Linked DNA regions of Homo sapiens: region 1 is linked to region 2. A link is a loop called in an ENCODE intact Hi-C map of the cell type or tissue named here. Cell type or tissue: CD4-positive, alpha-beta T cell. All regions are shown on one strand. Links, peaks and the distances in the headings refer to the core of each region. The heading gives the core; the rest is flanking DNA.

Region 1 (4,396 bases), core at 187-4,186, 570 kb after region 2:
CGTTCATTCTTACCTACTACAATGCATTCTTACAACAGCAGCTAATTTTTTTTTTTTTTGAGATGAAGTCTTGCTCTGTCACCCAGGCTGGAGTGCAGTGGCACAATCTCGGCTGCAACCTCCACCTCCCAGGTTCAAGCAATTCTCCCTGCCTCAACCTCCTGAGTAGCTGGGATTATAGGTGCTCGCCACCAAACTTGGCTAATTTTTGTATTTTTTAGTAGAGACAGGGTTTTGCCATGTTGGCCACGCTGGTCTTGAACTCCTGACCTCAAGTGATCCACCCACCTCAGCCTCCCAAAGTGCTGGGATTACAGGTGTGAGCCATCACGCCTGGCCACTAATGATCTTTTTAAAGCAAAAATCAGATTCCATCACTCCTCGGCTTAAAACTCTTCAGTGAATTCCCATGGCACTTGGAATAAACATCCACACTCCTTACTGGGGATTACAGAGTGACTCGGCCCCTGTTGCCTTTCTGACTTCATCTCCCAATCTCCTTGCTTAATACTCTCCACCGACACCATCCAAACATCTGCTTTTCCACTCAAGACCTTTGCATAGCTGACTCCTTTTCCTGGGATGCTTTTACCCTCATCTTCACTTGGCTGGCTCTGCCTCATCATTCATTTCTCAGTTTACATGTTACCTCCTCAAGGAGAACTTCTCTGACCACCCATTCTAAGGAGCCACCCAGTCATCCTTCATTAGTTGGTCTTATTTTAATTGTCTTGATAATCCTTACCACTGTCTGATATGATTTGGGTTGCTTATTGTCTTTCATTCCCCACTAGAATATAATTTCCAGAAAGTTAAGATCCTTTTCTGCCTTGCTCACAGCTCTATCCCCACTGCCTAGAATGGCTTGCGAAACCAGATGTGACACTCAATGAACATTGTTGAATGTTCAAATGTTGTTGAGATAAATATTGTCTCACTGTCCCCAAAATGATTTACAGGAATGTAATTAGCCAATTATGCTGATTACTGAGATGAACAATGAAAAACAATGACCGTTATGCTTTTGGGACCCACTCTTCTCTGCAAGGCACTTAGAGCTAGAAGCAGAAAGCCTAAAGGCTAGATGCCTTTATTAATTGAGCAAGTGTTTATTGAATATCTTTCAAGCTCATGGGTCTGTGTCTGGCATGGGTCTACCACAGTGAAAAAGAAAAACTGGGCGGGGCATGGTGGCTCATGCCTATAATCCCAGCACTTTGGGAGGCTGAGGTGGGCAGATCACAAGGTCAGGAGATCAAGACCACCCTGGCTAACATAGTGAAAACCTGTCTCTACTAAAAATACAAAATTAGCTGGGCGTGGTAGTGGGTACCTCTAGTCCCAGCTGCTCAGGAGGCTGAGGCAGGAGAATCACTTGAACCCAGGAGGCAGAGGTTGCAGTGAGCTGAGATCGTGCCATTGCATTCCAGCCTGGGCGACAAAGTGAGACTCCATCTCAAAAAAAAAAGAAAAGAAAAGAAAAGAAAAAAGAAAAACTGAGTTCCAGTTGTTTTAAGTCTTCCGTGGATGAAGGTTTAGAGCCATTAGAAGGAAAAAATTCTTTAAAAGATGAGCAATATTCTCAAGGGGAGGCTAGGTGAGCTCCATGCATTGAGACACTAAAACAGCCTATCTTGAACATTGCTTGGGAATGGAGGGGCTATGAAAGCAGAAATGGAGTGTGTACTAAAAACAAATTGTTCACATTGTTAAAATTTTTGCTATGAGTCCATTGGGAATATAAAATGACAAATAGGTTTGAAAAGTACTTGGGAAGAAAAAGATATAGAATGAGCTGATTCAAATAAAGGGAAATGTAGCAAATGCACTGGGATCTTTTAAGTTTGTGCATTATGAATGCATGCATATATGTTCCTTTTCAGCTGGAGTTGGAATTACCCAGTGAAGTTGTTCTTAAGAAGGCTACTGTAAAACCAGTAACATGAAGGTGAATCTGTGGTTTGGAGCTCCCCCTACAGTTTGTTTGAAGACTGGTCTCTCTCATCTCCAAGAAAAATGACCACTTTGGAAAATGAGTTCTTACGCATGCTTGGAAATATTTTTAATGTGTATATATTGTTTAAATTTATGTTTAAATGTGTACATGAGGAATCCGTTTTATGTTAGACATATTTTTTTCGTTTGTTACCTGCTTGCTAGCTGTGGACTGTATAATTTATTTTCCAATAAGTCAAAGTCTTTGTTTTAGGTCAGAGTGCCATTTTCAAGGTTGCGAATTTCAACAAGAGTTAAATGACACGTGAAACTTTATGGCTATTTGAGAATTGGACATTTTGAATGAGAGATTTTATCATTTTATATTTTGTTTACGTATTTCTTTTCAAATATAGGGCCTGAATTATGACCAAGCACTATAACTTTTAATGAGGGATAAAGAATTGCATGCCACTATGTGTGTACTCTGAAAAATACTCATTTAGTTAGTCATTTGACAAATACTGATTATCATCTATGTGCCCGACACTGTTTAAGGCATTAGGCACATATCAATGAACAAAGCAGACAAAAATTTCCCTGCCCTTGGGGATCTTGTAGTTTAGTGATGGATGGAGGAGTAGTGGATTATAAAAATTATCATGATAAAGAAGTCAATTACATAGTGTATTAAAAGGTTCAAAGTACTGTGAAAGCAATGGGCCCTGGCACAGGAAATCAGATTGAAGGAAGGGAGAAGCAGTGAGGCAACTGCAATTCCAAATAGTGTGGTCAAGGAAACTCCCATTGAAAAGATTTGAGAAAAGACTTGGAGGTAAGAAGAGCTTTCCAGGCAGGGAATAGCAAGTACAGAGGCCTTCAATCAGGAGCTTGCTGGTGCATTCAAGGCACAGTAAAGGGGCTCAGCGTGCCTGGAGTGGAGTGAAGGGGAGTGTAGCTGTAAATCATATAGGGCAAGAGTCAGCAAACCAGTGCAGCCTGTTTTTGTAAATAAAGTTTTATTGGAACATGGCCATGCTCATTTGTTTATGTATTTTCTGTGGCTGCTTTCATGCTACAACCAGAAAGTGGAGTTGTTGAGACGGAGATGATCTATCCCACAAAGACTAACATATTTAACTGTCTGAGTCTTTATAGAAAATATTTTCTGACCCCTGCTGTAGGTAAGATTTCACAGGCCACTGTAACAATGTTGACTTTGACTCTGAGAGAAATGAGAAGCTATGGGAAGGACTGAACAAAAGAGTGATCTGATTTGTGTTTTGTGATTTGTGTTTTGAAAGGATCATTATGGCTGCCATGTTGACAAATTTTAGGGAAAAGGCTGGGAACAGGAAAACCAATTAGGACTGTGGTTCAAAAGGTGTACCAGCCAGGCACAGTGGCTCATGCCTACAATCCCAGTGCTTTGGGAGGCTGAGGTGGAAGGATCTCTAGAGGCCAGAGTCTGAGATTGCAGCAGTGAGCTATGATCACACCACTACACTCTAGCCTGGGTGACAGAGTGAGACCCTGTCTTAAAAAAAAAAAAAGTGCACCAATGTGCTCCCAAGACACTACAGCAGATTCATCTGGGTGCAGCTGGGTATTTTAAATTCGTGAAGGATTCATAGCAATACCCAACATCTGTTAGATATTGCATGAGCTTCTAGCTAGTAGGTATAGTTCACAGTTTCAACATCAGGTCATGCCACATTACTTTCAATGATACTGTATCTTTGTGAAGCTGGGTTTTTGGCAAGTGCCCTATGCAAATCAGTGTGGAACAGGAAGTGATGCTGGTAATATCCAACTTGATTCTAAGGTTTGAGATGTACAGTACCCAACTGGCATACATATCCCATTAGCAAGTGATTGTGGCTAAGAGTAAGGTTTTCTTCTAACTTAATTATATTATTTTTCAGATGGCACCTTACTTGTTACAATACTCTAATGAGCATTGTATTAGTTTCTAGTCGCTGCTCTAACAAATCACTACAAATGACTTCAAAGGTTTCTGCCCCAAGCAACTGAAAAATGGCATTACCATGAACTGAGATAAAGAAAACTGTGTATGAACCAGGTTTTTTTTTTTGTGGGGGTAGGAGGGCAGATGAGAGATTCAATTTTATACACGTTTAGGAAAGAAGATACAAAGAGAAGGAAACGATGCACATTCTGACCAGGGCCTTTCTCCAGATTGTCCACCCATGAGCCCTTTAGGCTGTTGTGTTTTGACTTCTCACTCAAAACATGGACTGAGCAAGTACAGAGTTGCCATGTTAGAGAGAGGAGACTCAGCAAGCCTTGTCTGACTCAGAGTCTTAACTAGTTTGGGGCAAATGGAGCTCTGTTTAAGGGAACAGAGAACTACAGGGTTCCCATGTTTAAAATAATTATGTCAAAAGATTGAGCAGGATTTTAGAAAGATGGAGGCAGCAGTGTAGTTTTGAATCTCCTC
Region 2 (4,396 bases), core at 330-4,329:
TAATCTCAGGTTATGTATAATACCTAATACAATGTAAACACTTGTTATACTGTATTGTTTAGGGAATAATGACAAGGACAAAAGTCTGTACATGTTTACTATAGACACAACCATCCATTTTTCCCCTAATATTTTCAATCCAAGGATGGTTGAACTCACAGATACAGAGGGCCAACTGTGTTTTATTTATATATAACCTACACACATTCTATCATACACTTTAGTTTTTTTGTCAGATCATCACAGAGGGTTTTGTTTGCTTACATGTTTGTTTTTGGTACAGAAAGGTGAAAAAGTTCTGGAGATGGATAGTGGTGATGATTGCACAACAATGTGAATGTTCTGAGTGCCACTGAACTTAAACATGGTTAAAATGGTAAATTTCATGTTATGTATGCTTTACGACAATTAAAAATATGTATATGCAGTATCTTTTAAAGTCTTTATATTTACTTTTTATTTTTCTTTAATTGAAGGAGATGGAAGACATTTCTACTAAAATTATAGATACATTTATTATTTGACCAAGATGTATCCTAGAGATATGCCTGCTCACATTGGAATGTCATTATGTTCAAAGTGATTCATTGCAAGATTGTAATACTAAAAGACTGGAAATAAAGTATGTAACTAGAAGAAACTGGTTAATAAATTATGTGTATCCATGCAATAGAGTACTAAGCAGCTGAAAAATGAGGAAGATCTCTAATTTATTGATTTAGAAAGATTTTCAGAATAGATTAAGTGAACAGAACTTATGCCAATTGTATCTGGCATGCTACATTTGGCATAAGAAATGGGAGGAGTAAGACTATATATTCATATGAGTTTATATTTGCACAAAACACTGAAAAGATAAACAAGAAGACACTAATAAGCATTATCTGTAGCAGGCAAGGGGGATGGAGTCGATGGGAACCAGGGTTGAAGGGAGGTTTCTCTGTGTATATTCTAAAATAGTGTTCTGATTTTTGAGCCATGTAAACGTATTATCTATTCAAAATAATAATTATAAATATTTAGAAGGTGAAATAGGGAAAAGGGGGGAGTAATAAAGGGGATACTCAATGCATCCCTTCTACTGCTTACTGCCCCTTACAGCAACTTTATGAATTTTTCAGTTTGTTTTAAATCTGAGATTAACTGAAATAAATATAACATTACAATAGTTATATTTCCAGCTCTTTACATGGATTAACTTAATCCTTCTAACAACATAATGAGATAGGTACCATCATTTACATTCTCACTTTAACAAATAAGAAAACAGAGGCACAGAGAGGGTAAATAAGTAACTCTAGATTTCACACGGCTAGTAAATTGCAGTTAGAATTTGAACCCAGGCGGGTGCGGTGGCTCATGTCTGTAATTCCAGCCCTTTGGGAGGCCGAAGCGATTGGATCGCTTGAGCCCAGGGGTTCGAGACCAGCCTGGGCAACATTGTGAAACCCCGTCTTTACAAAAAAACAAAAAACAAAAAACGAAAATTAAAAGGGCATGGTGGTGCGCGCCTGCAGACCCAGCTACTACGGAGGCTGAGAGGTGGGAGGATGGCCTGAGCCTGAGAAGTCAAGGCCGCAATGAGCCATGATTGTGCGTGCTACCGCACTCCAGTCTAGACAACAGAGCGAGACCTTGTCTTAAAAACAGAAAAAAAAGAATTTGAACCTATGTCTAAAATTTTAAAATGCCATTATGTAAATTTGTATTTTACATTCCCATCATAAGCGCATGAGAATGCCTGTATCCCCATATGACAGGTAACACTGAGTAGCAGCAACATTTAATTTTCTCCCCCAGGCTAATGGAGGAGATATGGTTTATCGCTATTGTTTTAATTAGCAGTTTAACACTTGCAAATAAGTCCTCCAGCCCTTCTGCGCTTTCTCCCCTCCGCCGAAAGAGGGCGCTCGCCACGACACGCCGATTTCTTATGGTCCTAATCGGCTTCCCAGGCACAGTGCGCGTGCGCTTATCCTGTCCCAGGTGTCCAGCTTTGTGCCTGATTGATGTAATCCCGGCTGCGGTCGGTGCGCAGTTTTCAGTCAGGGCTGGACTGCGGGAAAAGAGGGTTCACTCGACCCAGAACGCCTCTGGGCCTCTGGGCCGAAGGGTTCTGGGCGGTCCTGGAAGGGTCTGGCGGCGAGTCGGGCAGCCCACGAGGGCGGGGAGGGCGGGGCCGGCCCCGCAGGGTCTTGGGCGTCGGTCGTCGGTGGGGTCGGAGCTGGGCGCGGAGCCCCTCACAGTGCAGGTACGGAGGCGCGACTCTGCCAACCGTCTGCTCCGCCGGCCCCCTACGTGTTCGTGAGGTTGCCGGCGGTGGGCTGGGGACCGAGCCCGGTGTGCGGGGCGGGGACTGGCAGGGGTGGGCGCTTGTCGGGGTCCGGGGGCTCCGCCTGAGCGTTTGCCCCGAGGCCGGTCTGACCCACCTCAGCTCTTCAGCCTAGCATTGTTCTCCTGGGATCAGAGTGACTGCGCCTTAGAGTTCCTCCAGAACTGCAAGGGTCTCCCCTCCGTTCCTGCGAGCGTCTGAGGCGCCCCTGAATCCATACTGAGCTACAGGTTTCCTGTGGGCACATGGTTGAGAAATTCGTCTCAAACGGGGAGAAAAATCGTAAAGGACTCACAGCATGGGAGTCTGGATATGACTTGTGTGTGTGATCCTACTCCTGGGGTCCGCCTTAGCTGGCAAGATGATCCTTGAGGTCATCTTGCGCATCCCTTGTCTTTAGACAGAACCACAGCTAAATCACACAGATAAGGATCTCTGCTGTTTCAGAGGCAGGGATTTGAAAACTTACCGTCATTTATTGCAGTGAGGAGAGCAGCAAACCCATGTTGACCACTGGCTACTCAGGTATACTTAAGGTACCGAGAGGCGAAGAGCTAGGAGGTAGAGATTGACATCCTTTACTTAATGTACTGCCAAAGCCTAAGCTATGAGATGTTAAAAGAGATAATGATAACTTTATTTTTAAAAAAGGCATTTTGTTTTCGAAAGCTGTTGGAAAATTCGTGGTTAAACTTTACTACAGAATATTGCAGAGCCTTTAATATGCTAATAATATTTACCATGAATCTCCAACTGGGGGTATGGTATGTAGAATTTTGAAAATTTTACTAGGATATACTGTTATTCTTGGGTGATGCCTCTGGCTAACATGTGGGAACCGTTTGGGAATTGGAGTTCCAGAATTAGAAATTCAGGATTTAGAAGGGGCAGTATGGGTCAGTGCGCTTTGAGTTTTAATGGCGTGCACATGTAATGCGATCTCGTTACAGTACAGATTCTGATTGGTTCTGCATTTCTAACAAGTTCCCAGGTGATGCTAATGCTGCTGGCCCATGGAACACAATCTGAGTAGCAAAAGTATAGATCACTGGATTGAAAGTTAGAGACCATGTTTTCCAGAACAGATGTGCTGCCTTGAGAGAGTCACTTTATCTGTCCAGGCCTATAAGGTAGGAGTCTGGACTACAAGATCTCAAATATTTCTTTCAGATTTAAAATTCTGTGAGTCTAGTCGAGTTATCCCTGTAGTGTTGAATTCTATCTGAAATATTCTTGCCAATTTGGCAAATTTTGCAGCTTGGCTTGAACATTTAAAATAATGGGCAATTATCTGCATATAGGGCATCCCATTTTATTCTTGGAATAGCTCAAGAAGGAAGTTCTTCATGTTGCTGAAATACATCTCTGCAACTTCCATGCTGTTGGTCCTAGATTATCTCTTAACAATCAAACAGGAAAGAAGTGTTACCCGTCTTCCTAAAATGTTGACTCCAAGTATTAGATGACAGCTGTGCCTACTATGATTTTTCTAAGCGGAATTGTATTTAATTCTTCCATTATGTTTAAGAAATCCCTTTCTTAAATTTGTCTTTGTTCTCTGTGGAGTGTAGTGGGGCTTTGGCTGGACTTTGAAGGATGGGTGTGGCTTGCAAGACTAGAAAAGTATCTTAAGCAGTTGACACTGGTGCAGAGATGGGACTGCATCTGTTGAATCCAGGATTGTTTGATTATAGTAAGAAATGAGATTATCAGTGAAAGATGTCGGGCAGATGGGTGTAGGGACAAAGCAGTATTTTAGCAGATGTATGTGCTTTACTGTGATGTATAAGGTGGTTGGAACTAGGGAAGGAGGGGGAGACGGAGCTGGATAGGCTTCACATAGCAATATTAGACAATTTAGGTTGATAATAATAATGCCTTATATTTATGTATGACACTTTACAGAACTTTTCACAGGCATGATTTCATTTGATCTAATATTCCTACGAGGTAGGCAGAGCAGCTGTTATGCTGTTTTGTAGATGATGCACCAAAGAGGGTAAATGATTTGCCTTAATTTTCAAAGCTATTACATGGCAGACTGAAGTAGTGATAGTGATAATG

What was found. Hi-C counts contacts between places; a loop is a spot of excess contacts. Peaks named below come from ENCODE experiments on the same cell type or tissue, not always from the same donor. Only the 100,000 strongest peaks of a DNase experiment are listed, where the experiment ranks them.
Region 1: a loop joins it to region 2, with 4 times the contacts of the local background. A loop is called at or near these places in 12 of 110 quality-filtered maps.

Annotation. Positions count from the first base shown.
Region 1 is chr2:73,821,708-73,826,103 of GRCh38, reverse strand. LOC105374807 (a long non-coding RNA gene) reads left to right here. Exons shown (of 3, transcript XR_940246.3): 3 at 1,884-2,967. Among named protein-coding and RNA genes, the nearest start is that of STAMBP, 5.1 kb to the left of the region's middle. In CD4-positive, alpha-beta T cell, for the core only: a CTCF peak has its summit at 1,974 (motif pointing left); a DNase peak (open chromatin) is centred at 1,963.
Region 2 is chr2:74,389,649-74,394,044 of GRCh38, reverse strand. It overlaps DCTN1-AS1 (DCTN1 antisense RNA 1), which reads right to left. Exons shown (of 3, transcript NR_158174.1): 2 at 2,802-2,886. It also overlaps a transcript of DCTN1 not described here. Among named protein-coding and RNA genes, the nearest start is that of DCTN1-AS1, 6.3 kb to the right of the region's middle. RefSeq lists enhancers at 987-1,528, 1,529-2,071, 2,630-2,679 and a silencer at 2,240-2,419. In CD4-positive, alpha-beta T cell, for the core only: CTCF peaks have their summits at 1,696 and 1,900 (motif pointing right); a DNase peak (open chromatin) is centred at 1,944; H3K4me3 peaks cover 1,490 bases; H3K27ac peaks cover 798 bases.